Linked DNA regions of Homo sapiens: regions 2 and 3 are each linked to region 1. A link is an interaction called in ENCODE POLR2A ChIA-PET data of the cell type or tissue named here. Cell type or tissue: PC-3. All regions are shown on one strand.

Region 1 (8,000 bases):
AAGAGGGGAAAAAAAAAGGCGTCCTGACAGGCTGAAAATATCTCCCAGGTTTTCCAAGTCTCTTAAATGTTATAGGTGTGAAACTGGCCACTGGGAATAAAATGTGGAAACAGAAATAGCTCAATTAGACGAATCTTTGAGGTTCAAATTTCATGAGTTCATGAGAGCTCTTTGGTCTCCCAAGAAGACAGAATATAAGCAAGAAACTGAAAGCTTTTTGTCCATGCAGAGTTTATTTTCTCAAACACTGCTTATCCATTGTCGAACTAACAGTCTTTGTTGAAAGACTACCTCATGATACATTTCAGGTAGAAGTCGAATATTTTATGCAATCATATCTCCCCATGAGGAAACCCATTCAAAGCTCAAATGATTCACACACAAAAAAGTTCATGGAGTTGTTCATGTCTGAACACACAATTCTCAGGAGACACATTAGCTTGTTTGACACGCCAGAAAGTACAGTGTTTTTGTGCAAATATTTTAATACAGGAAATATGAGTCTAGTCTGTATCTTTCTAAGTCCATGGATATGAGGGAGTTTTGAAGTAAAATGCCATTTATTGTCTTAAAAACATAAAGAGATGCAAATGAGGATACTACCAATAAAAATGCTTCTCTGATCTACACAACACCAAATAAATAACAAAAACACACACTATCAAGTAGGGATAACAGAACTAAAGTAAGACACTGAGCAACCAAGAATAATTTTGAAAGATTTCCTTATGAAAATCATTTTTAATGATCCTGGATGCACTAATTTCATGATTAAAACACAATAACACACATCAAATTGTGCAGCAAAAAGCAATGCCTCTGGGAGGCTCAGAACCAGTCTGACAACTTTTCTGTGATTAGAAAGGGGCAAATATCACTTTACAGACTCTGTTTTTTCAGAAGGCAGGCGTCAGCACTCTTTGGAGACCAGGCAAGAGCAGGCAGTGTGTGGGAGGGGGCACTGCAGGCTGCCTTCTACTTCCCCCCATCTCAGACCCGAGAGAACCCTTAGGTGATGAGGGTCACATGGGATGGCAATCTCTGTGGACCGTTTGGATTATAAATATTCTCCCAGGCTGCCTTTTAGCAAAAAGTCACTTAGGGAAATATGCACCTGAAACCCTTCCTTCTCCCATTGGGCAAGTGTTTTAGAAAATGATCTGACAAAGCTGCAGCAGGAAGGAAGAGGAAGGGAAGATGCTCCAGAGGCTGAGGACACAGGGGTGACACTGGGGGGTCTGGAGGGCCTGACTTGGGTGGAGGATGTCACCCTTCCAAAGAATCTTAGAAGCTGCTATGAAGGCCACTAGGCATGGGCTAGGGAGATTCTCTAAGTGGGGACCAAGGTCCTATCCCCGGGGAACAGAGTGCCAGCTACAGAATCTGTGCAGGAAGAATATAGGCAGCAGCGGTTCTCGGGCAGGCATCACTTTAATATGCCCCCATCGCTGTCACGACAAAGAGGAGCAAAGGAGAGAAAAGAATGGGGAGGGGGCACATGGAGGGAAGCACATGAAGGGGGCACACGTCAATATTTTCCCAAGCAGAAAATGAGAGCAAACCAAGAAGGAAAAAGGGAGATGAAGATGAGAGAGAAGAAAAAGCAGGGCTAATAGATATATCCACCATCCAAACACAATTCCAATGATTTTGTCTATACTTGTAACCCATAATGTTAATTTAATGGGAAATCCCTAGAGAAGCAAGCCTCCAAAGACAAGTTCCATGAAGCAAATGTCTCTGGCTCATCAGGGATCTGGCAGCTGGGTTCTTCTCATTCTCGGTAACCCGTGGGCTCTCCAGCTCCCTCTGAGCCGATCGCTGTTGGAGGGTTCCCCACCTTCTCAACGACTTTGTCCCATTTTCTTTCATTTCTTTTAAACTAATCTGAAACCCCCACCTTTGTCCTAAATTTTCAGCTCCAGATTCATTTTTTTAAAAAATGACCTGCCACCACAGCATGTAATTTTTATAAATGTCTGCCCAACACTAGCGGCACCAAGTAATAAGATTCAAATCCCTACAGTGACATTATTCTGCCAACCCTTCCCCTTTCCCGAGACTTACCAGAACGTGGGCTGTCTGCCAGGGAAATATAATAAAATGTGAGAACAGGAATAAATAAAAATTAAACTTTAAATTCTGTATCTTTGCCTGTTTCATTTTCTTCCTTTTTCTTTTAATCCTTTCCTTTCCCCCTTTTCTCTTATCATCATGTTAATTTTTAGCTAACTCTGCTTTTGCCTCCCGTGTTGATGATGTGAATATATCTGCTCTTTCCTTATGAATTTCTAGGTGAGCAGACTAGACTGCCTTATGCACCATGCTAACAATTTTCCTCTCGTCGTTTCTTACTATATCCTCCTGTGTGGAGTTGGTCCATCCTAGCTAAGCTCTTCACTGTCCTTTATGTCCAGTGCCATGATTCTTGGTCTTCTTGTTGGCTCTTGCAAATCTTATCTGGTTTTTCACTGTCCCAGTGTATCCTTCTGGTCACCGATTGTAAGGCCTCTCTGCATTTCCTGTTGTGTTTCTTGAGAAATCTCTTTAATCCTCAAATGCCCTGTCTTTCCTAACTAGCATGAGGGATGATTTGGGGCTTCCTTTCCTTCATCCAATCTAATAGGCTTCTACTGTTGTTTTTTCCTCCCATTTTGTCCAATAGCTATAGCTCTGGCCGAGGTGATCAAAAAAGTTCCCCTCTTGGGTGTACACCTGCTAGGAAGACTGTGCTCCCTGACAGAGGAGATGTCCTTGGATGAAGGCGATCAGGAGCCTTCACCTCTCACAACCATTTCAGGAGTGTGGTACATTTGGTAGGAATTGGAATTTGTTGTAGGAGCAGATTTGGTTTGGGAGAAAGCAGGGATGGTGAGGCCCTGGGACTGTCTGCCTTCCCAGGGCTTCTCCAGTACTGTGGCAGCGTCTCCCATGAACCGCTGAGCTGGAAGATATTGGGACCCTACACCAATGCATTCTTTAGTCCTTTAGTGAAAGGAATATACCAGAGGCCTCCCAAGGAATGTAGTCAGGTTGCAGGTTCTCTAGTCTTACATACTAAATTCATCTGAGCATTGCAACCTCCTTGAGCCTTCTGACTCCTTTCTCAATATTACACCAAAGCAGCTCTGCCATCTCCACCTCATTTTTCATGAGTCATTTTCCATGCAGGCCTTAAACAATAACAATGAAATAAGATTTATAAAGAAGCTTCGTTATAAAGCTGAAAAACTTGACACAATGCTCTTAATGATTACAGTTAGGGAAAATTATAACAACTCAAATGTTTTATGTTTTGTATGTTTCTGTTTTTTATTTAATGATGGGTAATATAACTAGTAGGTTAACAAAACCCTAAGATATAAAGGAACTGATCTATATAATGACAACATTTTAAGCATTCAGCCTCTGGCTTATAGGATGGTACACACTGACAGCCATCACCCAGCTTACTCATGAGGCTAACTAACTCCTCACCTGGTCAAAGTGACAGAAAACTGGTATTAAAGAGAAATCATGAACCAACAGAAACAGAGATGACTCAAGGCTTACAGATGGAGCCTTACAGGAGCTGACACCCCTTGCCTCCGTGGGAAGGAGGTAACACAAAGAACAGAATGGCTCTTTCACTTCTGAAGCATCATTTACAATATGGTTGCCATTCCATATTTGGAACATTTATACTAAAAGATTTCTTATTTATATGAAACTCAAATTTAACTGGGCATCTTGTGTTTTATCTGGTAACCCTAATAATACACAACTACCACATGAATACTTCACTCCTCCAGAGGTCCAAGGACAGCTATCTATCTGCTAATGAGCCCCTATAACACACCTATGGAGATCCAAATTCATTCTCAGCTTCAGAGCCAAAGGAGGTTGTTGAAGTCCAATGTCGGGTCATTTCCAGCCACAGCTTGGACTGTTTACTTCAGGGACACTGATTAAGTCATATATTACAAGGAAGCCTCCCATTGCCCCTAATTCAAAACAGCTGGGTCAGCTTCTCCTGCCAGCCAAGGCTGCGGTGGAAGCCTCAGGAGGGGACTGTATTTCGAAGGAGGGCAGTCGGGGGATAGGTTTAATATTGAGCAAGGACATCTCTTGATGCTCCTGTGGAAAAGCTCTTTATAGAGCATCGGGTTACAAAGCCTCAGTTAGGTGGGGGGTGAAGAGGGACAGAGCATCGGGGGAGCACTGGAGAAATCACTGAAACATTTGACGATCAAAGAATTCAGCCTGTCAAATGCCATGATATTTTTTCAATGAGGAAACAAGCTCACATTTTCCCCCTGAGGGCTTAGAGACAAAAGCCAAGGTTCAACTAAAAATTTTAAAGACTTTTTTTTTAAGCTGCCAAACTCTCTGTCTGTATATGCTTTGCTTCCACTTAAGCTCTTTTTCCCTTGAAATTGGGGGGCGGTGGGGCAGGAGAACATTTTATTTTGGTGAACCTGGCCAGTGTGGAATGTACAAAAGCATACATTTGTGCCCATAAATCTGGTTCATTTACTTAGCAAAGCATATTCATTTCCTTACCAAAGCTTCTTATCCCAACAATGAAGGCGGATGTTTTACTAAACCTATAAGGTGAGAAAGGGGGTAGCTCAGTCATGCTTCCGTTTCTTGTTTGCTTTCTTCCCAGAAGCTTACCTGCACGGCACAGTGTTGAAGAGGGTATAGGGTTGAAAGGTAACGAGACAGAGACAGAGAGAGGGAGAGAGGAAGAAAGGCCGACAGCATGGGAAGAAGATTGTGATGAGTGGGGCAGATGTATTTTCCCTCCCTTTAAGAAATATTTCAAGTTTTGCTTTTTTTGGAGAGAACCCAGCTTGTTTTAACTTCATTTTCCAGTAGATAATGCTTCTATGAATTTGGTTGAACTAGAGAATAGAAATGAAAGAGAAGTCAAGGTAAGCATGCTGGGGAACGAAACGCGCCGGGTCCGAGTAGTTCCACATTCATGTCTACTGACCATGAACATAACATCAGCTCTGCCAGAGAAATAAACAGAAGATAAAATCAAAACTCAATCTTCATATGGTTCCAAGACAGGCCCTGTATTTGTCTTTGCATGAGATTTAGCATATCTGTTCTAGCCTGAAAGAAGTTTAAAAGAACAGGAATTCTTTTAAAAAGTAGAAGAGGGGTTTTCAAAGAGCAGAAGTTGCTTGTCAAATATCCCGGCTGACATCTGAGCCAGCCCTGTGGATACTGAGTGCACATCTGTGTATCACAGGACAATGTTTTCATTCTTTCAAATGCCAGAATAACCTTCCTCCCTGGCCTGGCCCCAACTTCTTCTGGTACACATCAGGAAGGTTCTGGTGGCATTCCCATTAGTTAGTGAGGAGGAAGAAGCTGATGATGTTCCTGTTGAGGCTGAGGTGATCCTATGGAGAGGTTGGGAAGATGTGGAAACAGGAAATAGAGGAGGCCGGACTAAGCAGACACAGAGCTGCTCCTCTAAGTGCGAGTGGAGACTCAGAAGAAGAACTAGCACTAATCTGCCCTCTACACTATGAGTTCCTTTTTTCGTTTCTCTTTTATTTTTTATCTTATTTATTTAGTTTTTGAGACAGGGTCTTGCTCCGTCACCTAGGCTGGAGTGTAGTGGCATGAACATGGCTCACTGCAGCCTCAACCTCTCACTGCAGCCTCAACCTCCCGGGCCCAACTGATCCTCCTGCCTTAGCCTCCCCTGTAGCTGGGACTACAGGCATGGGCCACCAAACCAAGCTAATTTTTAAAATCTTTTTTAGAGATGGGAGAGACTCACCATCTTGTCCAGGCTGGTCTCAAACTCCTGGCTCAAGTGATCTTCATGACTCGATCTCCCAAAGTGTTGGGATTACAGATGTGAGCCACCACGCCCAGTCTGTCTCTCGCTCTCTCTTTTAAAAATGGAAACACAGCTCACTTTTAGTAAAGGGTGCAAATCTAAAGTGTAGAGCTTGATGAATTTTTACAAATGTATATGCCGATCTAGCTACCTCCAGATTAAGGTATAGATCAAGGGCTCCAGAAAGAGTTCCAGAAAGACACAGCCCTGGCCATAATATTCCACAGTATGCAACCGTTTTACATTTTTAAACGCCAGAATAACTTTGTTCCCTGACCTGGCTCCAAGTTTTTCTCATAAAGAAACAGCCATATTAGATTAACTATAATTTTTTAAAAATTACCTTACTTTTGTACACCAGGCTACACAGAGTAACTGAAAGCTCTTTCTCTCATGTTCGAGCCGAGTCAAAACCATCCACATGACAACATCTCAAGAACCAGCCCTTCGGCAGCCCAGCTTCTCTTAAGCCTAGAAAGCTGTGAAGGGGTTGCCAGGGGAGTGAAGTAAGTGTGAAGTGTAAACTTGGAAAAGTAGAGGTGAAATTTGCTGGGCTCCCCATCCTTCAGAAGTTCTGCAAACATCTCTGTCCTTCTGTCCACAGCTGCTTCTTATTTCTTTGCAACCTTTGACTTTTCTGGTTTTTTAATTTTTTTTAATTTTTGTTTTTTTTTTGAGACAGAGTCTTGCTCTATCACACAGGCCGGAGTGCAGTGGCCCAATCTCAGCTGACTGCAACCCCACCAACCCCACCCTGGTTCAAATGATTCTCGTGCCTCAGCCTCCTGAGTAGCTGGAATTACAGGCATGCACCACCACATCCAGCTAATTTTGTATTTTTAGTAGAGACAGAATTTCACCATGTTGGCAAGGCTGGTCTTGAACTCCCGACCTTAGGTGATCCGCCCTCCTCGGCCTCCCAAAGTGCTGGGATTTACAGGCATGAGCCACTGTGCCCGGCCCCAATTTTTTAATTTTTTTATCCCCAGGCTTTTCACCAACCTGACAGCAAAAGGTGGCTAGGATCTGAATAACAAAATAAATGTAAAGAGAAATGCCCCAGAAATGCTGCAAACCCCAAGCCACACATTTTATTAGCCAGCAGGGTGTATAAAATTTGCTAACAATTTTTATGCTGCAAAGTTGGGCAGAGTAGATTGTGGAATCCCAGAAGCCCTTGTTGTTCTCCTGGATGCGTCTTAAAACCCTTACCAGTTCTAAGCAGCAGTCTCAATTCTGCGACTGGCACAAGGGTATTCTATATTACACAAAATTGGATACAGCTTGAAGAATGGGACCCATTCTTTGGCAGATATTTAGAAAGCTTTGGCACATACTTCTAAATATCTGCCAACGCTTTATTGCAACATAGAAAGTGGAACATAGCTATAGCAGGGTCGTACTCTTCTATCGAAACATGGCAAGCCCTGAAAGGGAGGCAGACCTCAGGGCAGAGGCTTCAAAAAGTCACACAATTAAATAACAAGCACTTATCAAATACCTATTGTTCATAAATATTTTATTTAACCAATAAATATAAATATTTATTGAGCATCTGTATTAGTTAGGGTTTTCTAAGGAAACAGACCAATTGGATATTTTTATATGTCAAGAGGGAGAGAGAGAGATTTATTTTAAGAAACTGAGTCATAACTGTGGGTGGCAAATTTGAAGGTTACAGGGCTGGCTGGCAGACCAGAAATTTAGGTAAGAGTTGATGTTGCAGTCTTGAGTCTGAAATCCACAGGGCAGGCCAGCAGTCTGGAAACTTAGGCAGGGTTTCTCTGATGCAATCTTAAGGCAGGATTCTTTCTTTGGGAAGCCTCAGTCTTTGCTCTAAGGCCTTTGGTCAGTTGGATGTGACCCAGACCCACCTACATGATGAAGAGTACTCTCCTTTACTTAAAGTCTACTGGTTGTGAATGTTCCTCACATCTAAAAAAAAGACCTTCACAACAACATCTAGACTGTTGTTGGAGCAAAGAACTTGGCACCACAGCCTAGCTAAAGCTGAGAGATGCAATGAACCATCACGGCATCTAACTGTTTAATCACTGTGCTAGGGTCTGTGGATAATGCCCAGGGAAAATAAGAAACAAGGATTAATAAGATAAATGCAATCGATCTTTAATTGGCACAGAGATTAATAATCCCT
Region 2 (8,000 bases), 750 kb before region 1:
CCAGAAATTAACTTGTATAAAGGGTTAGATTACAGAACAAATATCAAGAATGATTCAAGGGAATTGGGTATATGTGAACGCTTATGAAAATGAATCTCCTAAGAGCAGCTTTAATCAGTGGGCAGGTTTAATATATGATTTAATAATACAAATAATACAAAGCCTTAATAATATGAAGAGATAATACTCACCTAACCTTACTATCCAGATAAATAGAGAAAAGATTAATCAAACCAATCTCAACACCTTGAAAAGATAAAGAAATAAATGATACTGCCTTACTGAATCAACCTAGTGGCAAGCCAATATAAGAACAAACAAAACAAAACAAAAATAGCAGGCAAGATAATAGCTTTATAGTCTGCAAAATAGCAACAGTGCCTGCTATCAAAACCAACACATACCATGAAAAATAAAGTACATGCATATTGATTATGCCCTCTCCCTTCAGAAGCAGTACCCGGTAGCAGTAGTTATAGGCAAGGGATCAGCAGTCACAGCGCTTGGTTGAAATGACATACCACTTACTATCTGTGTGGCTTCGGCAAATTATTTAACCTCTTTGTGCTTCAGTGTGCTAAACTATAAAAGGAGAAAATAAACACAGCTACATCAAAGATTAACAGAGGTAACACATGGAAAGTAATTGATGTGGCACTTGACAAACAGAGTCCTTAAGTAGGAGTAAACCATCTTTCTCATCACCAACTTTCCAGAGCTACTAAAATATCTAGGAGCAGTCAAATATGGGATGGACCAGCTGCTTTGTACTCAGTCTGAGGTCTGGATCCCATCCTCCTCTTCTCTCTAGCTTTTTGCCCTTCACTCCTATACTGTCAGCCACTCTCCCTTGTGAATGCAGTGTCTTTCTCATTTGCATGAGAAATGAACCAGGTGTCTCCCATCCTTTAAAATTCCCTCCTCACCACCACATGCTCCTCAACCACACCCCTTTATCTTCTTCTTTCCACAATCAACCATCTTCAAAGTATTTTCTGCACTCATCACCATTTTTTTTTCTGAGACAGAGTCTTACTCCATCACACAGGCTACAATGCAGTGGCGCGATCCTGGCTCACTGCAACCTCCGCCTCCTGAGTTTAAGCGATTCTCATGCCTCAGCCTCTTGAGTAGCTGGGATTTCAGGCATGCGCCACCATACCCAGCTAATTTTGGTATTTTTAGTAGAGACGGGGTTTCGGTATATTCCCCAGGCTGGTCTTGAACTCCTGACCTCAAGTGATCTTCCCACCTCGGCCTCCCAAAGTGCTGGGATTACAGGCATGAGCCACCGCACCCAGCCTCATCTCCACTTTCTTACCTCTAAAGTTCCTGGTACTCTATACCTAGATTCCCACTGACCTCCCTGTTTCTAACCTTGCCCCCTCAAGTCCATTCTCCACACAATAGCCAGAACAATCATTCTGAAATGTATAAGTCATTTCATTTATAAGTTTGTTCAATTGCCCTTCTAAAGCCTCCTGTAGCAGGTTGAGCTGTGGCCTCAAGTACATATGTTCACCATGAGTCTCAGAAGGTGACCCTATATGGAATAAAGGTCTTTGAAGATGTAATTAGGGTAAGGATTTTGAAATGAGTTCATCCCAGATTAGGGTAGCACCTAAATTCAATGATGAGTGTCCTTATGAGACAGCAAAAAAAGAAGGCATGGAGAGATGAAAGCCACATGAAGCCCAGGGCAGAGATTCGAGTTACAAAACCTCGAGTTAAGGACTGCGAAGGGTGGACAGCAGTCACCAGAAGCTAGGAGACAGGCACGGAACAGATTCTCCCTCAGAGCCTCCAGAGAACCAACCTGCCAACACCTTGATTTTGAACTGCTGGCCTCCAAAACTGTGAGAGTAGATTTCTGTTGTCTTAAGTCACCAAGTTTGTGGTAATTTGTTGCAATAACAACCCTAGGAAACTAATGCACCATCCAATGGCATCCCATTACCCAGAGGACAAAATCTGAATTCCCTAACTCAGGTTACAAGGCCCTTCATGACCTGGATACTGATTCCAGTCTTTATCGCTCATCATTCTCCAACATCAAACTCTTTCTTGTTGCTGTGTTCACCTATTTCTGGTTCCCCAAACGTAGGTCACACCTCCAGATCTTTGCATATTTCAACTCCCTGGGACAACTGCTCCTCTGGCTAATCTGATACCATGCTTCCTTTGAAACCTTTCTTGTTCTTCTAGACAAAGCTGGATGCTTCTACAGTGTGTTGCCACCTACCAAGCCCTTGACAGCTTCTTCAACCAATTTCAAATGTTAAATTTTAAACTTTATAAGAACAGGGACTATGTCTGAGTTACTCATTGTACTCTCAGCAGCTAGCAAAAGGTAAACATTCAATAAATAATTTGTTGCCTGAATAAATGTTGGAACTCTTCTATGTTACAACACATTGGCCAATGTGCCTGTCAGTGAAAACTCCTGGAAAGACATACCTCAAGGGTGTCAGCAAAACTACCAACATAGGATATGATTTACATTAAGATAGGTCTTAGGAAAAAGAGGATTCATGTATAAGCAGAAACATCTTCATCTTATAATGTCATTAATTAATGAAATTAAATTTTTATTTTTGAATAAAGGATCTTTTTCCATCATAAAAGCAGCATGAAACTCATTACATAAAATCTGCAAAATATGGAAAAAGATAAAACAACTCACTACTAAGATTTTGTGTGCTTCCTTTCAGTCACTTTATCTACATGGCAAATATAAAATTGTAAAGACCTCACTGTTTTGGCTTATAAATATTTGTATTTATTAAAAAGTTTTAATTATTTTTAAATAAGTTAAAGAAAAAATAAGCAATTCATGCATAGAGTAGAATGTTTGGAAAATATTAGAAAATATAAAAATGATGATAATGTTCAATCTTATCACCTGTCACAGTTAATATTTTAGCTTGGTAAATAATTTTTTCTTAACTTTTTTTAATCATAATTGATATACTATTTCATATGCTTATATTAATGAATTTAATGTAAAAACATTCACAGATTGAAGGTAATATGAAGAGATTATTCAATATAATCTCCAAAGACACAAGAAAAAGTGTAGAAAATGGCCCTTATGTTACTCAAAATAACTCTGCTTTTTTGGAGAAGAAACATTTTTGTTAATAACAATTCTTGTAGTAATGGCTTAACTATGGATGGGTATAACATTTTTAAGTAAGTCCCAATATTTTTTTCTTCCCAAAACTATACAGACATTGCTCCATTACCTTTTAGCCTTAATGCTCCATAAATAAGTGTGATGATGCAGCTTACTTTTCGTTACTCTGTGGGCAACAGAATTTTTCAGTCTGTATGCTACTAGAAGCTTTTCCTTTATAACACAAAAATTTTACCAGAATGTATCCTTCTGTGAGTCTCTTTTGTTCATTTTTCCTGGAAGCCAGATTTCATCAGATATCCACAATTTTTTTTTCAAGCTTAGGAGAGTTTTCTTCAATTGCATCTTCGATAATTTATTCTATTTCAACTGCTCTTGTTCCATCTTAAACTACATTACTATTTCTTCAGCTACAAACTTTCATTTTTCCCTATTTGTTTTTTCCTCTACAATCTGACAGATATTAAACATTCCCTACACATTTTCACTAAGTTAAAGAAGTTAAAACATGCTTATAACCACTCTGGCATATGCACTATTATGACCTTTGAATATCTGAGTCAGAGACAAACAGTTAAGATATGGTCTTTCTCCATGCTTTCAGGTTGGGGCAGGGGTGAGGGATGGGGAACACTAGAAATAAGTTCAAGTCTAGCTAAGGAAAGAGAAAGCTTAGTTCAGTTAGAGAGAGGTTAGAGAAAGGCAAGTTTGGTTATTTCAAAAGAGTTCATGTTTCTTCCGGAATCTATTAATTTCAATTTCATCTTTTTCTGTGCTTATGAGTACTTAGTGAGAAGTCTAAAGAAGTGCATGAAGGACTCTTAGCCATAGCTATGTTAAACTGTAGATTTGATTACATGCTTTCTAAATAAGTAGAGTGTCATAGCAATGACTCAGAAGGCGGCAACACAAGACTTATAGGATTGCCTAATCAGGGTTGCACAAAAAGGGCCCTGTTTAGACATGTTTAAAATTCCAAATGTAACTCAGCAATTCCACTCCTAGGTATGCACCCAAGAGAATTGAAAATGCAGTCATACCTTGGATATAGTGCAGGTTTAGCTCCAGACCATCACAATAAAGCAAAAATCACAACAAAGCAAGTCACACAATTTTTTTATTTCCCAGTGCATATAAAAGTTATGTTTACACTATACTGTAGTTTCTTAAATGTGCAATAGCAGGATATCTTTAAAAAACCATGTGCATACCTTAATTAAAAATACTTTATTGCTAAAAAAAAAAAAGCTAAAAATCACTGATCCCTCAGTGAAACATAATCTTTTTATTTATGGAGGATGTCTCAATGTTATGGCTGTTGAATGATCAGGACAGGTAGTTGCTGAAGGTTGGGGTGGCTGTTACCTTAAAATAAGACAACAATGAAGTTTGCCTCATCAACTGACTCTTCCTTTCATGAAAGATTTCTCTGTAGCATATGATGCTGTTTGAGAGCATTTTATCCACAGCAGAAAGTCTTTCAAAATCCTCTCAAACTCTTCCACTGCTATATCAACTAAGTTTACGCAGCATCCTAAATCCTTTGTTGTCATTTCAACAATGTTCACAGCATCTTCACTAGGAGTGGATTCTATCTCAAGAAACCACTTTCTTTGTTTATCTATAGGAAGGCCACTTTTCATCTGTTCAAGTTTGACCATGAGATTGCAACAATTCAGTCACATCGTTAGGCTCCATTTCTAATTCTAGTTCACTGGCTATTTCCATCACATTTGCAGTTACTTCTTCCACTGAAATCTTGAGCCCCACAAAGTCATCCAAGAGGGTTAGAATCAACTTCTTCCAAACTCTTGTTAATATTGATATTTTGACCTCCCATGAATCATAAATGTCCTTAATAGCATCTAGAATGGTGAACCTTTCCAAATGTTTTCAATGTGCTTTGCCCATATGAGTCAGAGGAATCACTATCTATGGAAGTTATAGCCTTGCAAAACATATTTCTTAAATAATGAGCTTGAAAGTTGAACTTACTCCTTGAACCCATTGGCTGCAGAGTGGATGTTGTGTTAGCAGGAATGTAAACAACATTTTTCTCCTTATACATCTCCATCAGAGCTCTTGCATGACCAGGTGCATTGTCAGCGAGCAGTAATATTTTGAAAGGAGTCTCCTTTTTCTGAGCAGTAAGTCTCAACAGCGGGTTTACAATATTCAGTAAACCATCCTATAAATAGATGTGCTGTCATCCAGGCTTTGTTGTTCCATTTCTAAAGCACAGGCAGACAAGACTGAGCATAATTCTTAAGGGTCCTGGAATTTTTTGAATGGTCAATGAGCATTGGCTTCAATTTAAAGTCACCAGCTACATCAGCCCTTACCAACAGGGCCAGCTCGCCCTTTGAAGTTTGAAGCCAGGCATTGACGTCTCCTCTCTAGCCATGAAAATCCTAGGTGGCCTCTTCTTCCAGTAGAAGACTGTTTGGTCTACATTGAAGATCTGATCTTAGGTAGACCATCTGTATAACTTGCTGCTGCTACATCAGCACTTGCTGCTTCACCTTGCTCTTTCATGTAATGGGGATGGCTTTTTTCCTTGAACCTCAGGAACCAACCTCTTCTGGCTTCAAGCTTTTCTTCTGCAGCTTCCTGACCTCTCTCAGCCTTCATAGAATTAAAGAGACTTAGGGTTTTACTCTGGATTAGGCACTGCCTTAAGGGAATGCTATAGCTGGTTTGATTTTCTATATAGACCACTAAAACCTTCTCCATATCAGCAATAAGGCTGTTTTGCTTCCTTATCATTTGTGTGTTCACTGGAGTAGCACTTTTAATTCTCTTCAAGACTTTTCCTTTGCATTCACAACTTGGCTAGCTGTTTGGTACAAGAGATCTAGCTTTTGGCTTATCTCAGCTTTGGGCATGTCTTGCTCATGAAGTATAATAATTTTCAGCTTTTGATTTAAAGTGAGAGACTCTTGCTTTCACTTAAATACTCAGAGGCCATTGGAGGGTTGTTAATTGGCCTAATTTTAATATTGTTGTGTCTCAAGGAATAGGAAGGCCTGAGGAGAGGGAGAGAGATGGAGGAACAACTGGTCAGTGGGGCAGTCAGAACTTACACAATATTTATCGATTAAGTTATTCCATGGACACTATTGCAGTTCTAGAAATTGACCCTAAGGAAATGGAGATACATAAACTGCTTGACAAATACATCAAAATAACCATCTTTAAAAAGCTCAGTGAGCTATAAGAAAACACAAATAGACTAATTAAATCAGGAAAACAATATGTGAGCAAAATGAGAAGTACAACTAATAAATAGAAGCCAGAAGAAATAAAGAACCAAACACAAATACTAGAATTGAAGATACAATGTCTGAACTGAAGAGAGAGCTTCAACTTACTCAAGCAGAATAAAGAATGAGTGAACTCAAAGACAAGTCATCTGACATTATCCAGTCAGAGGAACAGAAAGAAAAGAATGAAAAGAGTAAAGAAAGTTTACAAGACTCATGAGACACTCTCAGGTGAACAAATATATGCATTATGGAAGTCCAAAAAGGAGAATATAGAAAGGGGCAAAGAGTATATTTAAGGAAATAATCACCAAAACTTCCTAAATACTGGGAGGAACATAGACATCCAGATTTATGAATCTCAAAACTCTCTAGATTGAACACAAAAAGATCTATACCGAGACACATTAGAATTAAACTGTCAAAAGTCAAAGAGAAAAATTTTGAAAGAATCAAGAGAAAAGCCACATGTCACATTCAAGAGACGCCCAAACAGACTATCAGATAATTTCCCAGCAGAAACCTTGCAGGACAGAAGACAATGGGATGATATAAGTACTGGGAGAAAAACTACAAAACAAAAATATTTACCTGGCAAAACTTTTTTTTTTAACTTTTAAGTTCAGGGATATATGTGCAGGTTTTTTATATAGCTAAATTGGCATGTCACAGGGGTTGGTGTATAGATTACTTCATCACCCAGGTAATAGGCATAGTATCCAATAGGTGGTTTTTCAAATCTTACCCTCCTCCCATTCTCCATCCTCAAGTAGGCCCTGGTGTCTGTTGTTCCCTTCTTTGTGTCCCTGTGCTCTCAATGTTTAGCTCTCACTTATAAGTAAGAACAGGCGTTATTTGATTTTCTGTCCCTGTGTTAGTTTACTTAGGATAATGGCCTCCAGCTCCATCCATGTTGCTGCAAAGGACATAATCTCATTCTTTTCTATGGCTATGTAGTATTCCACAGCATATATGTACCACATTTTCTTTATCAAGTCTACCATTGATGGGCATTTAGGTTGATTCCATGACTTTGCTACTGTGAATGGTGCTGCAATGAACATATGCATGCACGTATCTTTATGGTAGAATAATTTATATTCCTTTGGCTATATACTCACTAATGGGATTGGTGGGTTGAATGGTAATTCTGTTTTAAGTTCTTTCAGAAATCACTAACCTGCTTTCCACAATAGCTAAACTAATTTACATTCCCACCAGCAGTGTATAAGTGTTCACTTTTCTCCACAACCTTGCCAGCATCTGTTATTTTTTGACTTTTTAATAATATTCATTGTGACTGGTATACGATGATGTCACTTTGTGGTTTTGATTTGCATTTATATAATGATTAGTGACATTGAGCATTTTTTCACTTACTTGTTGGCCACGTGTATGTCTTTTGAAAAGTGTCTGTTCATGTACTTTGCCCACTCTTTAACAGGGTTGCTCATTTTTGCTTGTAAGTTTTTTTAAGTTTCTTATAGATTCTGAATATTAGACCTTTGTTGGATGGATAGTTTGCAAATAGTTTCTCCTATTCTGTAGGTTGTTAGTTTACTCTGTTGATAGTTTCCTTTGCTGTGCAGAAGCTCTTTCCT
Region 3 (8,000 bases), 290 kb before region 1:
GTATGAAGGACCCCTTACTGGCTGGCTGCCTGCAGGGCATGTGCATGAAGATGACAGAATGGTTTTGAATGAGGAGAAATCAGAACTCAATTCCCTCTTTAACATTAATATCTTAATCACAACCAGGGGTGGCTGTGGCACAGAATAAGCATGGGCAAGGACAGATGGGTCCTGCTAGCTTTATGTTGGACACATGGCATGAAGACCAACAAACGAGTTCATAGAGTGAAACTATTAAATGTTCTAGGGCACACAGTGCTAGGTAAATGCTAGCCATTATCAGCACTGTCACTGTGGCTGTTATTAAATGGATAATGCTATGGCTCTCATCCTCAGGAAGGTAAGCCAGACACCCGAGCTGTCATACAAATACACAGAGCAAAGAGTAATCAGACGTCTTAGCCTGTCTACCCATCCTGGTCCCCTCTAATGGAAACAGTGCTATTCTTACTAGAGGAACACAGACCCTATCAGCACTGAAGCTAGTTCCTCGAAGACATTCGATTGTCAGAAAATAGCAATGTCCTTGCTTTGCCAGCGTTGGAACTTTTCTTCGACTTGGGAAAAGCAAGCAGTGAAAGTTGCAGCCATTTGCTGTCCCAGTGCACGGCCTTGCATAAAGTGTGAAAAGGGAGGTGGTGATGAGGAATGCTTTACGACAGGAAAGAGAAGAATTTACGGGACCAGCCTCAGGAGGGATGTGCAGGCTGCTTTTGGCAATTGGCTATATGCAAACTGTTGCCAGCATTAGTAATGCCTTACACAGTATCAGAGGGGAGGCAGCCTGCCCACTAGAATCAGTACTGTGGCCACCTCAGCAGGTCTCATCTGGTTCCCTGCTATCCCCATTAGAGATTAAACCTGAGCCATCTAAACACAAACCTCTGAAAAACACAAGAAGACACTTGCACTTCAGAACCACTCACAGGCTCTTGGAATTAAAAACATACCTCACATTTTACTTTTAGATTATAGATGATATTGCTTGGTTCTCTAATTATGTTTTGCATAAAAGGCTTTGTTTCTCCCAACTGGATTACAAACTCTAAGGTCAGGTCTGGAATATTTCTCATATTATCTCTAGAATGTCAATCACGGGCTAGACACAAGACGGCAACACACACAGTAAAGTTCAGGGAATTTTACTGATTTCCTACCAATACTGGACTCACATCATAGTAACATGTGCAAAAGACATCACATTTTCCCCTAAGAAATTTCCCTTGGGAGAACTCACTGGTACTTCTTGAGCACTCACTCCGGCCCCAGCACTTGGTTTTGCAACCAAAGGGCCCAGTTTTCCCAAATAGCCATTTAGTTGTTTTCTTTAAGTACTTACACGTGGAGACACTGTCTGAAGAATGTTTCTAATTTTGTGTCATAGCATTCTTAATAAAAGTCATTATTAAATGTGCAAGTGTGAGTCATTATAACTTCCTAAGATCTTAAAAGTAAACAGAATTCAAAAACCAGGAAAAATTTATTTTTTAGCCTATGTGTGTTACTTTTAGTTTAAAAAGTGTCACCACCATACATGCTAGCAAAAGTAGCAGATGACTGGACTAACATTCTTCTTGCCTAAATGCTGGACTAATCTTGACCCAATAGTGGCTATTTCAGTTTGGAGCCCTGTGCCATATAGAGAGATGAGCCAAGGACAACTTCCCAACCATGCTTTTACAGTTGCCTCCCTCAATCTGCTTCCCTCCCCTACCCAAGTGGCTTGGGGAGGTCATACCACATCTCATCTGTCTGTCTGATTTCAATGGGCAGCATATTGTGAGGCTACGGGCACAGACTTTAGAGCCTGATTAGCCGAGTTTAGTTTTAGTTTTACTAGCTGTGTGATCTTGGGCAAGTTACTTAACCACTCTGGGCTTATTTCCTCATCAAGAAATGTAGATAACAACAGTTCCTGCCTCATAGAAATGATGAGTTACTTAATGTGAATTAGGTTTAGCATAGCGCCTGGAATGCATTAAGTGCTGTAGAGCCCTTGGCTATTATTTATTCATCAACAAGAAAGATAATATCTACATGGCCTACTGTCATGATTTTTATAAGAATCAACACTGATAAAGAGTAAAAACAAGCTTCGTAAATTCTAGATAACTACTGTAAGCTTTTGCATTTTGGGCAGGTATGCCTACTATTAAGTGACACATCTGGCTTATAAACTGCTCTCTGGGTAATAGAGCCAGGAGCCAAAGCCAGATGGGTCATACAGTGACATGGTCTGGCACCAGTACCTTGGGCAACGAGCAAAATGCCTCCAGAACTGGTTAAACCCAACCAGCCACAACACCGTCGTCTATTGACATCTCCACTAAGACCAAATTCTGATGCATGAAGATACAGGAATTAAGATCTCTGTTTAGTGTCAAGTGCCCAGGTCAGTACAATGACAAAAAGCTGGTTTAAGTTGAGGTTCATTCGGTTCATCCTAGACTGTCAAACGCCACTGAATTCACCACAGGTGACTGGTTCTGCTAGGTAGAATAAGTTGAACGAGGATAAGGGAAGTCACTGAACCCTGTTGCCATCCACACCACCACAGTGGCTGGAGAACTTTATTTCCATTCTGGAGAATTTCAAATCTCCAGAAATAAAACACAAAATTCCCAGGAAGTGAAACAGTATCTGTACTTCACAACGTAATCAAATAAAATTCAACTGTACAGCCAGTCCTTGTTCTTCACCCCCTCCCTGTCTATTGCTTAGGACCCATACCCAACAGCAGATGCTGGTTTGACACTCAGTGGTGTGATAACACCCAGACCATGCAAGGCCACCTGCAGACTTCTTAAATTTTTCACTGTTATAAACAACTCTGTGATAAATGAAGGAATCTTTTTGACATGTCTGAATCTATGAATATTTTTATCATGTATTTTCACAAATAAGCAATCAACTCCAAGTGCCATGTTCACATTTAAGAATTTATATCAATGCCACTGCACTGGTGTTTGCCTTCCTTGGTCATGGGGACCAAAAGAGGCAGGCAGAGAGAACAAATTTCAAAATCCCGTCTGGGCTGTTATATGACTTATTTCTCCACCTAAAATGCAATATCCATGAGGAGACTCATTGCCTTCGTTTCTATATCTTTATATTTCGGGGTTCCCTTCAGTGCCTAACACAGTGCTTTGCAAATACCAGGCCCATAATAAATGGCTATTAATCTGAACAGCAACTCCCTCCCTGACCATTGGGTTTGGCCAGGTTCCCAGGAGACCGCAGTGAGGAAGGATTAGGGAGGATGTGGGGGGAGCTGGGTGGATTCTGGTTTGTGCTGGGACCCTGGGACCCATCTGGGACCTCTACAGCCAACGTGAAGCTGCTATTGCCTGCAGAGGTCCCCTGTCTTGGGGATGACCTAAGACCAGGACAGCATACTCTGTGGCTCTCAAGTCCACCCCAGACCAGGCGTCAATCCTTCAAGACCAGTCTAGAACCAAACTGATTCCAAGAGATAACAATTTGCCCTGCTTGGTGACTGCCTGCTCATGTTTGGCTTATAGATGAGAAAAACCTTTGTTCCTTTTTTTTTTTTTTTTTTTAAAGGAGAAGAGTATTAAAAATTCCACTGACTGCCCAAACAGGATTTACATGAATTTAACTGGCTACTGCAGGACACAGTGAACTCTTGGAGTGGCTTCTGTCATTAAGACAGGGTCCGTGAGCAGACGGGTCAGCCAGGTTGGGCAGCAGGCTGGTGTCCTGGTATCCCCGGCATGTTCTGATGGACACAGATTCTTCCCTTTCTTCAGAGGCAGTAGGCGTGGGTGAAGCAGGGTAGGCAGGCTGGAATGCTGGTGCTATCTGGTGACTGTTCAGGTGAGTTAGTCAAAGGACAAGAAGAAGAACTGTCTCGAGTTAGAAAGCAGGGACTCTGGTCTTAGCTCTGTCACCTTTCTGGGCCTCAGTTTCCTCATCTGTAAAACGATGGGATGGGACACGATGATATTCCCTCCACATTTCTCACATCAGTCAATCACTATATCCTCACATATGTCCTCCTCTGCCCAGGGCAATGCTACTCAAAGTGTGGTCCACAAACTGCCGCTCATCTGCAAACTGGCGCTGACCCATGGTGAGGTAAAAGTAGAGGCACAGAGTTTTTCGAAACTATTTGACAGTATGACAAACTATCATACTGTCATACTACATGACAATATAAGTCCGCTGAATCTAATAATAAAAATGTGGTCTTCTGTTTTATATGTATTTGGAAATTTCATTTTTCTAGTAATTTACTTTTAATACATTTTATAAAAAGTATTGGTCCTAAACGGACTGAAAAAGGAAAAATTAAAACACATTGATTTATCACCACAGATAAATGGAAGAGCTCATTTCTCTCCTGGGCTGACTTTTTCACTCTTAACTGAAGCTTCTCTGTCTCCAAAGCCTCTGCATCCCTTCCTAGGCCAAGTTTGGTGTCTCTCCGCCTGTGCTCCAATGGTGTTTGGTACACACTTCTAATGACAGCATTTCTTGCACTGATTGCATCTGTTGGTTTCCCTGCAGATCTTCTCCATGCTTATTTCAGCTCTCTAGCCCCAGAACAAGGTACCTGGCACAAGGCTGGGTAGCCAATTAAGTACTAACTGAACTGAACAAGCTCTGAGTTTCTTACCTTAAACTTTGGTTGCATTCCCTTTATTCATACACCCCTTGAGTGTAAAGTGTAAAGTTCTGCGCGTGGTGGATGCTAAGGAACTGAGGAAGCAATGGTGAGAACTGCTTTCTGCATCTGGTGGTAAATCTTTTATGCTACCAATCCCATTGCGCTGTTCCTTTTCCAGCTCTCAGTCTGATCCTACTGTTACTGTAAGTGTCAGCTTGGGCAACACAGTGAGACCCTGTCTCTATAAAATTTTTTTTAAAACTAGCTGGGTGTGGTGGTGTGTACCTGTAGTCCCAGCTACTTGGGAGACTGAGGTGGAAGGATCACGTGAATCCAGGAGTTTGAGGATATGATCATGCCACTGCACTCCAGCCTGGGGGACAGAACAGGATCCATGTCTCCAAATAAATGAACAAACAAACTTATTTAAAAAACCCCCAAAACAAAGAAAATTGGGCTTGTAGGTACAAAAGCCAGTGACTAATGTGTGTGGCTGGTGATTAAAAATCCTTACAAACCAGACAAGACAAATCACTCCTGTATATCTTGTGTAAAATTAAAAGGTCAGCCAGGAAGAAAAGGAATGATGAAATTTCTTAAGTTCTTCATCAAGCTGAAAAGCTCATTTGATGCTTTGGGTATTTTTTAAAAAGGCATTTCATGGAAAACTCCCAAACCAGAAGAGATGGAATATTACATAGGAAACCATTTAAAAGCTCAGAAAATCCTTTAAGTCCAAATCAAAGAATGCAATTCCCATCATATGGAACTCATTTCTTTTTGAAAGTCAGTAAGTCAAAAATTTTTTACTAGGAATCGGCTGGTTCCCTCTGCATTTTTTCCAGAGAAGGCAGTTTGGGAACACAGTTCCAGAACCTCAGCCTCATGAGTTCTACTCCTGGATTTTCCTGGATTTTCTCTCTGAGGCTGTGGAAAAATTCTCTTTCTCTCTCTGCTTCTGAGCCCTGCTTTAAAAAAAAAAAAAAAAAAAAAAAGGGTCATGTGATCATCTGCCCAGTTTCAGGATGTAGTATATGAAATCCTGTCCTCAGAGCTCCCTGAGTGCTTCTGATCCCCAGAGCCAGACAGCCTATGCTCACGTAGAGTTTGTAGAACACAAGAAAGCACCACAGACATGACAAGTGATATATTTTCCCATTAGAAAAGGAACTCTATTCCTCAAATTAAGAAACAGAATCAACTGATGAAAAAAATTTACCAAAATTCAAGATCTGAAAAACATGAATTATTTGAAAGTAGAACATTTTACCTGTCTGATCTAGGTAATAAACAAGCTAGAGTTCCAGCCACTCAGATAAAAACTGCAGTTACACTCTGAGTTTTACAGCCTTTCCACACAATGTTCTATCCACCCACAGAGTCGGGATCCCGTTGACACAGAAGTGAACTTGAAGTTTTTGATCTGGGTTGCGTGACAGATTCCTGACTAGAAAGGTGGTGCTATCTCTCCTCCTGTAACTTTCCACTGATGCAAAGGAGGTCACAAGCGCCAGGAAGCAGCAATGACAAGCATGTGTGGGCAGAGGATCATGTGCCAAGGCAGGGCACAAGCCTTCTCTTCCACAAGAAGCATTTATGCCATCTTATTGGCACACATCGGGGAGGCTGTGCGCCTTTGTAGTTTATGCCATAAAGGAGCCAAGCCTCCAAGCTATAGCTCTGGGGATGCCTTTTCTTTCTTATATGGTTCAGGAGGCAAGGAGCGTTCTTCACCCTGCCAGGCCCTCAGAGGTGAGGACTTGAGCCATCCGAGAGGCTCTGGCAGTTCTGGGTGGGGGGCTGCCCCAATCTGACTCCTAGCTGGCTGGAGCCAGGTGTGACAGGTGACTTGCCTGGCAGGGTGCCCTTTGCCCTCCTAGGAGCTCCCCAGGCAGGCTCTGCAGTGGGCCTTCTAGAGGAGGCTTTGCAGCAGGTATTCACCCTGGGCCACAGTCACCTGCCAGGCATTGGCTCTCAAGACCAGAACCACAGGTTTAATAATTCTACATCCGAACCAAATGGAGACAGTTAATGATCCCACTTGCTAGTGCCAAGGAAAACTCACCGGCTATGTGAAAAGGAAGAACTGATGGATAATATGAGCAGAGGCTCTACTTGAGTCATTAAACCAAAGTAAGATGAGAGTTCACTGTGTGGTGACTCTATTTTCAGGCAAATTGGAGGCAACTAAACACTTAAATCCTACCTAAGTCTCTCACCACCCCTAAGTGTCTCCTCCGGAGGCTCCTCCTCCTCCACCCTCCCTTATAGGATAGCTGGTTCCCTAAGGTTCTGTTCTTGGCTCTTGCCTGGGTTTACTTCCAGCATTCCTGCCACACCATATGGTACCTTTGTGCACATTAGAAAAAGGTGCCCCTTTCTCAAGACATCTGACTGCCATCTGCCAGAAAATTCAATCATTGCACAAATCTACAATGACTAGGATACGGTGGCACTCCCTAGGGTTGTTCAGGGCCCAATCTGCCCAGTTGTGCACAGTTGCCCTGCTTGACACTTTACCTTGCAGTTGAGTCCCGTGAGTTCAAGTATTCCCTTAGACAGATGGCTCCCCAGTCTAAATCCCTATCCTGACACCTCTCTCCGGAGAGCCAGGCCGCATCTCTAACTGCTTTATGGGCAAAACTACCAGAAGTGTTTCTTTAAACACAAAAAAACAAAAACTAAACTGTACTCTGTTGCTATCCCTACTCAGTTAAAAGCTCCTTCACTGGAAATCTCGGAGTCATCTTTAACGCCTACTCCTTGGTCCCCCAACCACATCATCAGACTCCCTTCGATGTGAATCGCTCCCCCTCCTCTTTTCCTTTCTCTTCCCACCATTACTGGCTTGCCCCAAGCTGTGACTGTTTCTTGCCTGACCTATGAGAAGACCTCCTACTTGAACTCCTGGCTTCCAGGCTTACTCCTCTGTTACTTACTCTAACACACTGCATTTATTTCCCGTTAGTCTCTTCCTCAAAAACCTCTGTTGGCTTCTATTGAAAGGCAAATAAAATAAAGCCCACACTTCCTAGCCCAACATTCAAAACCTTCCAGGTTCTCACCCCCATCTACCTCAGCTGCCAGCTCTGCCCTGCTCCTTCCCAGGCTCTGGTCCTCTGATCATACCGAGTCCTCATGATTCCTTAGCACAGGACGCTTTTCTGCCTCCACGCCTCTGTCCCTGTCGCTATGTCTACCTAGCATGGACTTCCCTGTTTCACTGTTAATGGAAAACTTGCATATCAGAATCAAGTGTCATCTCCTCAAGGCCTCCACTGAACCTCTCCATCAGCATTCATAGTTTGTTTTTGTTTGTTTTGTTTTTTTGAGATGGAGCCTCACTTTGTCACCCAGGATGGAGGGCAGT

The links. Peaks named below come from ENCODE experiments on the same cell type or tissue, not always from the same donor. Only the 100,000 strongest peaks of a DNase experiment are listed, where the experiment ranks them.
Region 2: POLR2A ChIA-PET joins it to region 1 with 5 read pairs; 1 of 35 experiments calls an interaction of 5 or more read pairs at or near these places.
Region 3: POLR2A ChIA-PET joins it to region 1 with 9 read pairs; 1 of 35 experiments calls an interaction of 5 or more read pairs at or near these places.

The regions. Positions count from the first base shown.
Region 1 is chr14:61,214,990-61,222,989 of GRCh38, reverse strand. It overlaps a transcript of PRKCH not described here. Among named protein-coding and RNA genes, the nearest start is that of TMEM30B, 62 kb to the left of the region's middle. In PC-3, no CTCF peak of the experiment used is centred here; a DNase peak (open chromatin) is centred at 4,609; H3K4me3 peaks cover 1,282 bases; H3K27ac peaks cover 2,640 bases.
Region 2 is chr14:61,961,282-61,969,281 of GRCh38, reverse strand. All of the region lies in intron 1 of SYT16 (synaptotagmin 16), which reads right to left. Among named protein-coding and RNA genes, the nearest start is that of SYT16, 150 kb to the right of the region's middle. In PC-3, no CTCF peak of the experiment used is centred here; a DNase peak (open chromatin) is centred at 4,061; H3K27ac peaks cover 1,332 bases.
Region 3 is chr14:61,509,875-61,517,874 of GRCh38, reverse strand. The region is part of intron 10 of PRKCH (protein kinase C eta); the gene reads right to left. Among named protein-coding and RNA genes, the nearest start is that of PRKCH-AS2, 32 kb to the left of the region's middle. RefSeq lists an enhancer at 4,506-4,675. In PC-3, no CTCF peak of the experiment used is centred here; DNase peaks (open chromatin) are centred at 734, 3,244 and 3,584; H3K4me3 peaks cover 878 bases; H3K27ac peaks cover 6,064 bases.